2 separate regions of the Homo sapiens genome follow, and region 1 is linked to region 2. The links are chromatin contacts, found by Hi-C or POLR2A ChIA-PET in ENCODE. All regions are on one chromosome and are shown on one strand. Each heading gives the region's core, a stretch centred on a gene start or an enhancer-like site at or near the end of the contact. The rest is flanking DNA. Distances are from core to core; before and after follow the strand shown. Region 1 holds the start of CD14 (CD14 molecule). Region 2 holds the start of PCDHB1 (protocadherin beta 1).

Region 1 (3,148 bases), core at 112-2,611, 420 kb before region 2:
AGCCAAGGCAGTTTGAGTCCATTCATTATTCTGTCTTGGATCTTAGGCAAAGCCCCGGGCCCCTTGGAGCAGCACCAGGGTTCCCGACACCCCCACCGACAGGGTCGAACGTGCACAGGCTGGGACCACGCCGGAGTTCATTGAGCCCTCGTGGGGGAGGGCAGTTCCAGGGACCAGGAAGGGATTCCCGTCCAGTGTCAGGTTATCCACCTCGGGCAGCTCGTCAGGCTGCGGCGCCCTGTTCAGTCTGTTGCAGCTGAGATCGAGCACTCTGAGCTTGGCTGGCAGTCCTTTAGGCACCTGTTCCAGCCCAGCGAACGACAGATTGAGGGAGTTCAGGGCGCTGGACCACATGCATCTCGGAGCGCTAGGGTTTACGGTGGCGCGCAGCGAGTTGTGGCTGAGGTCTAGGCTGTGGGGCTGCACACCTGCCGCCGCCAGTGCGGCGCACACGCCTGTGGGCGTCTCCATTCCTGTGTTGCGCAGCGCTAGATTCTGGATGGCCGGGAACTTGTGGGGACAGAGAGCCGCCATCAGTCCGCGTTCGCCCAGTCCAGGATTGTCAGACAGGTCTAGGCTGGTAAGGGCCGGGAAGGCGCGAACCTGTTCGCAGGAAAAGGCAGGCGAGTGTGCTTGGGCAATGCTCAGTACCTTGAGGCCTGGCTTGAGCCACTGCTGCAGCTCGGCGAGCCAAGAACGCCCTGTCGCCCACGACACGTTGCGTAGGCGCAAGCTGGAAAGTGCAAGTCCTGTGGCTTCCAGAGGCAGCGGAGGCATGGTGCCGGTTATCTTTAGGTCCTCGAGCGTCAGTTCCTTGAGGCGGGAGTACGCTAGCACACGCAGGGCGCCTACCAGTAGCTGAGCAGGAACCTGTGCGGCTCCCACTGTGAGCCGCCGCACGCGGAGAGCCTTGACCGTGTCAGCATACTGCCGCGGGTCGGCGTCCGCATCGACGCGCTTTAGAAACGGCTCTAGGTTGAGACCGCCGGCATGGATCTCCACCTCTACTGCAGACACACACTGGAAGGCTTCGGACCAGTCGGGCTGAGGTTCGGAGAAGTTGCAGACGCAGCGGAAATCTTCATCGTCCAGCTCACAAGGTTCTGGCGTGGTCGCAGAGACGTGCACCAGCGGCAGCAGCAGCAGCAACAAGCAGGACGCGCGCTCCTGGGGAGAGAGCAGAGGTCTAGGAGGCCCCATCCAACCCCTGTGGCTCCCGAGTGGCACGCGTTCGACCCCAAGACCCTACACTCACCATGGTCGATAAGTCTTCCGAACCTCTGAGCTCCGGACAGGCTCTGGAAGTGCTTTAGCTTCTTTCCTACACAGCGGCACCCGCCGGCTTCCAGGCTTCACACTTGTGAACTCTTCGGCTGCCTCTGACAGTTTATGTAATCCTGGGATGTCATTCAGTTCCCTCCTCTGTGAACCCTGATCACCTCCCCACCTCTCTTCCTCCGAGCCAGCCCCCTTCCTTTCCTGGAAATATTGCAATGAAGGATGTTTCAGGGAGGGGGACCGTAACAGGAAGGATTCTGCAGGGCATCTAGGGTTCTGTGTCTCCTGGCAGTGTCCTGATGACTCAGGCGCCCCAGGCGGTGAATGCCCTGTTGACTCGGGAGCCTAAGCCTTCTCTGGTGGGTGTGGGAAAAGGATGATCCTCAGTGCCTTAGGCCAGTACCATACTCTGCACTATCCAACCCCCCAATCCCCCTACCTTATATCCCAGAGAATCTACTTGATTCATTTCTTTGACTTCTTCCTTGTCTTGGTTTATGTTGATCTCCTGCCACCAAATCCAAGTCCCTGAATATCCTCAGATATTTAACTGCATGTTTTGTGGAAGAGATTGTGAACCTCATCTGTTGGCACCAAGGGGGGTAGAATTAGGTTCAAGAAAAGGAAGTTGGTCTAAAGAAAAATTCCCCCTTCCTTTTTTTTTCCTTGCTCCTTTGATTAAGTAATAACTTTCTTTCTTTTTTTTTTTTTTTTTTGAGATAGAGTCTTGCTCTGTTGCTCAGGCTGGAGTAGAGTGCCATGATCTCGGCTCACTGCAACCTCCGCCTCCTGGGTTCAAGCAATTCTCTGCCTCAGCCTCCCGAGTAGCTGGGATTACAAGTGCCCACCACCACACCCAGCTAATTTTTGTATTTTTTAGTAGAGACAGGTTTTCATCATCTTGGCCAGGCTGGTCTTGAACTCCTGACCTTGTGATCCACCCGCCTCGGCCTCCCAAAGTGCTGGGATTACAGGCGTGAGCCACTGTGCCTGGCAGTACTAACTTTCTTAAAAGTGGATGTATTTAACAGAGACACATTGGCCAAGTCTCTGGGTCACTTACACTATCCATTTTCTGTCCTGAAATTGTGAAGCAAGGTATTTTGAATCAGTTTTCCCACTTGCACGTTGCTCTCTCCTGCCCTCCCCTCAGTACAATCTCTGTGCCCTAGGAAGGAAGGGATGGGACTATGTTGAATGAGGATTAATTAGTAACTCACCAGTTTCGCAAAAAACAGACAAAAACAGAAAACAAAACAAAATGAAAAAAACAGCAAACAAAACAAAACAAAAAAACAACAAATGTCCCAGAGAATAAGGAGCTACGCATTTACAACAGCCCTCACAGGTCCACATCCCTAGACCTCTGGGGAAAGAACTATATGAAAGTCTTTTTTTTTTTTTTTTTTTTTGAGACTGAGTTTGGCTCTGTTGCCCAGGCTGGAGTGCAGTGGCGTGATCTTGGCTCACTGCAACCTCCGCCTCCCAAGTTCAAGCAATTCTCTTGCCTCAGATTCCTGAGTAGCTGGGATTACAGGAGCCCACCACCATGCCCGGCTAATTTTTGTAGTTTTAGTAGAGACAGAGTTTCACTATGTTGACCAGGCACTCCTGACCTCAGGTGATCCGCCCGCCTTGGCCTCTCAAAGTGCTGGGATTACAGGCGAGAGCCACCACACCCGGCCTGAAAGTCTTTTTTACTTTTATTTATTTATTTGAGACGGAGTTTTGTTCTTGTTGCCCAGGCTGGGCGCGATCTCAGCTCACTGCAATCTCCGCCTCCCAGGTTCCAGCAATTCTCCTGCCTCAGCTTCCCGAGCGGCTGGGATTACAGGCATGTGCCACTACACCCGGCTAATTTTGTATTTTT
Region 2 (3,252 bases), core at 646-3,145:
CTCATCATAGAGTTAACTCCACTTATGATGACATCCAATCCAGAGCACTCTGCTTCAAACCTCCCCCAAATCATCTAACACAAGACCAAATATATGTTCTTTCTAACACCGTTTCACTGAGATGCTCCATGACTCTCTATGGTGTACAGCTTCCCTTGTTATAATAAGTCAGTAAATATAACTTTGTTCAACTACAGGTGTGTGTCTGATGGTCTCTAGCTAAAGGACATTGACAATATATTGGTATTTTATACGGTAATGGAAATAAATGAACTAGAGCTAAAGATAACACCAATCTTACATTGAGCTAAAAAATGAGGGAAAGAAACAAAATTCAAAGGATTACCTACTGTACACTTTACTTGATACATAGTTTTGTTTTATTTCTACTCATACTCAAGTAAGATATATAGTTTTCAAAAGAGGCAAAACTAAACTGTTTAAGGATGCACACTTAAGCCAGGTGTTAAAATAACTGACAGAGATTGAGAGATTCATTAATTCCCTCATGTCAGGATGTAATTAATGTTCTGTACACTTTCTACTTTCATTCTTTTTTTCCTATTGGAAAATATAGTTAGATTTCCGTTAAGTGGCCATAATTTTATAGCACCTGGGACATAAAGTATTGAGCACAAATGAGAAATCAAATGTTTTAGGTAATGAGCATGAGACAGCATCAGAAGACAAGTTCTAGTTCTTACACTGCCATGAGTAGCTGTATGAATTGGGCAAGTGACTTCATCACTTCGGGCCTTAGTTTCTTCATCTGTTTTTTTTTTTTTTTAAAGTGGAGAGTGGGTGAGAAGGAGACTGGATCTCATCTTTCTGAAATGTCTTATTAAACATTCTATTATCCTATGATCATAAAGGAAACTCAACAAATATCTCCTATATTTCTATTAGGTCATTTTCAATATGTGTAAGCAATCTTATTTTATTTGCTTTAAAATCCAAAACCAAATATTTATCTTCATTTGATTTATTCATTATATTATCTGGGAAGCAGAGTAGTGTACTGATTAAGAGCATAGACTTCGGAGTCAGACAAAATTAAATTGAGTTTTATTTCTAACATTTGCTAGGTAGGGGACCTTGACATAACCTCTCCCATCTCACTTTCTTTGTCTTTTTTTTTTTTTAATAATGTCTACTCCATATAGTTGTTGCAAGTATTAAATTAAATAATGCATGTAAATCACTTGTCATAGTCTCAGTACATGGAAATCATATCCAATAAATACTACTGCCATTATAATCATAAGTGACAAGCCAGCTGCTCCCTTTGTGCACGTGTATACAGATATTTGGAGGGGGGCGGAGCGAATACGTAGAAGTAGCATGATAGCGTAGTGCAAATCAAGAGGTCAGTTGGCTTAGTCCCCTGTCAGTGTACTTACTGGACCTCAAGTTTCTGAAGGAGAATGTCTGTTCCCATTCCTTTTCCTACTGACCACTTCCTCCACATTCTCTAGCTCCCTGCCTCATATATTTGGCTTGGGCTTCGGAAGACTCTGCAGGATCCTTGTGCTTCTTTCTTGGTCTCTGGATGGACCGCAGAGTGTGCAGATGTAGCTTAAACTTGTTGCTGTTCGCCCACAGCTTCAGTGGCTCCAGACAGCTAGCAGATAGAATGACTTCAGCTTGAACGACTAATCTCATTGGCTTCTCAATTCCCAAGGACTTTTTTTCCTGAAAGGGAATTAACAGGTGAGTCTGTTGTTGCTTTGGCAACAAACTTTCAACCTCTACCTAACTCTCCGGAATGAGAACATATCTATTAATACATTCGCTAGACTGGGGAGTTGAGTCGCTCAATGCAAATTTTCTTTCAAGTGCAAAACAGCTTAATGGGCTCGGCTAGCCTTTGGTGGTGCTGCAGTTAGAGGCTAGTGAAGCGGAGAGCAGCTGTTGCAGTAACCTGTTGCAGAAAAGTGAAAGTATATCCGCAACAGTTGGCTCTGATTGCAGAGAGCGCGCTTGTGAGAACTGATGGCGGGTACGCGCAGAAAATCTTTGCAAAACAGGCAAGTGGGATCTCTTCTCATTTTTCTGTGCATATCTGTGGGGGATGCGACAACTATCCGCTATTCAGTGGCAGAGGAAATGGAGAGCGGCTCGTTTGTGGCCAACGTAGCTAAGGACCTAGGACTGGAGGTAGGGAAGCTGGCTGCGCGCGGGGCGCGGCTGGTTTCCGAGGGCAACAAAATGCATTTCCGGCTCCACCGCAAGACGGGAGATTTGTTTGTGAAGGAGAAACTGGATCGGGAGTCACTTTGTGGCAAAGCCGACCCTTGTGTTCTGCACTTTGAAGTAGTCCTGGTGGAGCCGCTGCAGTCCTTCCGGGCCGAGGTCAGGGTATTTGATATCAATGACAATGCCCCAGTTTTCCTAAACAAGGAGCCGCTTTTAAAGATTCCGGAGAGCACCCCTTTGGGTTCACGTTTTCCTCTGCAGAGCGCCCAGGATCTGGACGTGGGCCTTAACGGTCTCCAGAACTACACCCTGAGTGCCAATGGGTATTTCCACCTGCACACCCGCTTCTGCAGCCACGGGCCTAAATATGCTGAGCTGGTGCTGAACAAACCCCTGGACCGAGAGGAGCAGCCTGAAGTCAACTTGACAATTACGGCGGTGGACGGCGGGTCCCCGCCTAAGTCTGGCACAGCTCACATCCACGTGGTGGTTCTGGATGTCAACGACCACGTGCCCCAGTTCTCGCGACTGGTGTACAGAGCCCAGGTATCAGAGAACAGCCCCAATGGCTCTTTGGTGGCCACGGTGACTGCCGTGGACCTAGACGAGGGCACCAACAAAGCGATAACTTACTCTTTAGCTCAAAACCCAGAAGCAATTCTCAAGACGTTTCAGATTGACCCTCAAAATGGAGAAGTTCGACTAAGAGGACCCCTCGATTTTGAAGCCATTGAAACATACGACATTGACATTCAAGCTACAGATGGTGGAGGCCTCTCTGCCCACAGCAAAGTCCTGGTAGAAGTGGTGGATGTGAATGACAATCCTCCCGAAGTGATGGTCTCCTCTGTGTCCAGCCCACTCCCTGAAGACTCACCACCACAGACAGTAGTAGCCCTTTTCACTATCAGAGACCGGGACATTCGAGTGGGAGGAAAAGTCACCTGCTTCCTCAGAGAAGACCTTCCCTTTGTAATCAAACCTACATTTGGGAATTCTTACTCACTGGTCACTGACAGAAGCTTGGATCGGGAGGAGGTCTCAGGCTATAATATC

The links. Hi-C counts contacts between places; a loop is a spot of excess contacts on that map. ChIA-PET counts read pairs that join two places held with the same protein, here RNA polymerase II (POLR2A). Pooled maps may share reads with other maps.
Region 1: a loop to region 2 is called in a map with no recorded cell type, with 2.6 times the contacts of the local background. The contact joins the promoter of CD14 here to the promoter of PCDHB1 in region 2. A Hi-C loop is called at or near these places in 1 of 37 single-sample maps with no recorded cell type and 8 of 50 pooled maps. POLR2A ChIA-PET finds 5 or more read pairs at or near these places in 1 of 52 experiments (MCF 10A).

What each region holds. Positions count from the first base shown.
Region 1 is chr5:140,631,814-140,634,961 of GRCh38, forward strand. It overlaps CD14 (CD14 molecule), which reads right to left and starts at 1,362. Exons shown (of 2, transcript NM_000591.4): 1 at 1,256-1,362; 2 at 1-1,167. The coding sequence starts at 1,258. The coding sequence ends at 43. It also overlaps a transcript of TMCO6 not described here. RefSeq lists enhancers at 5-506, 235-294, 507-1,006.
Region 2 is chr5:141,049,479-141,052,730 of GRCh38, forward strand. It overlaps PCDHB1 (protocadherin beta 1), which reads left to right and starts at 1,896. Exons shown (of 1, transcript NM_013340.4): 1 at 1,896-3,252. The coding sequence starts at 1,993. PCDHB1-AS1 (PCDHB1 antisense RNA 1) reads right to left here. Exons shown (of 4, transcript NR_105056.2): 3 at 1,401-1,692. It also overlaps PCDHB@. RefSeq lists an enhancer at 1,477-2,305.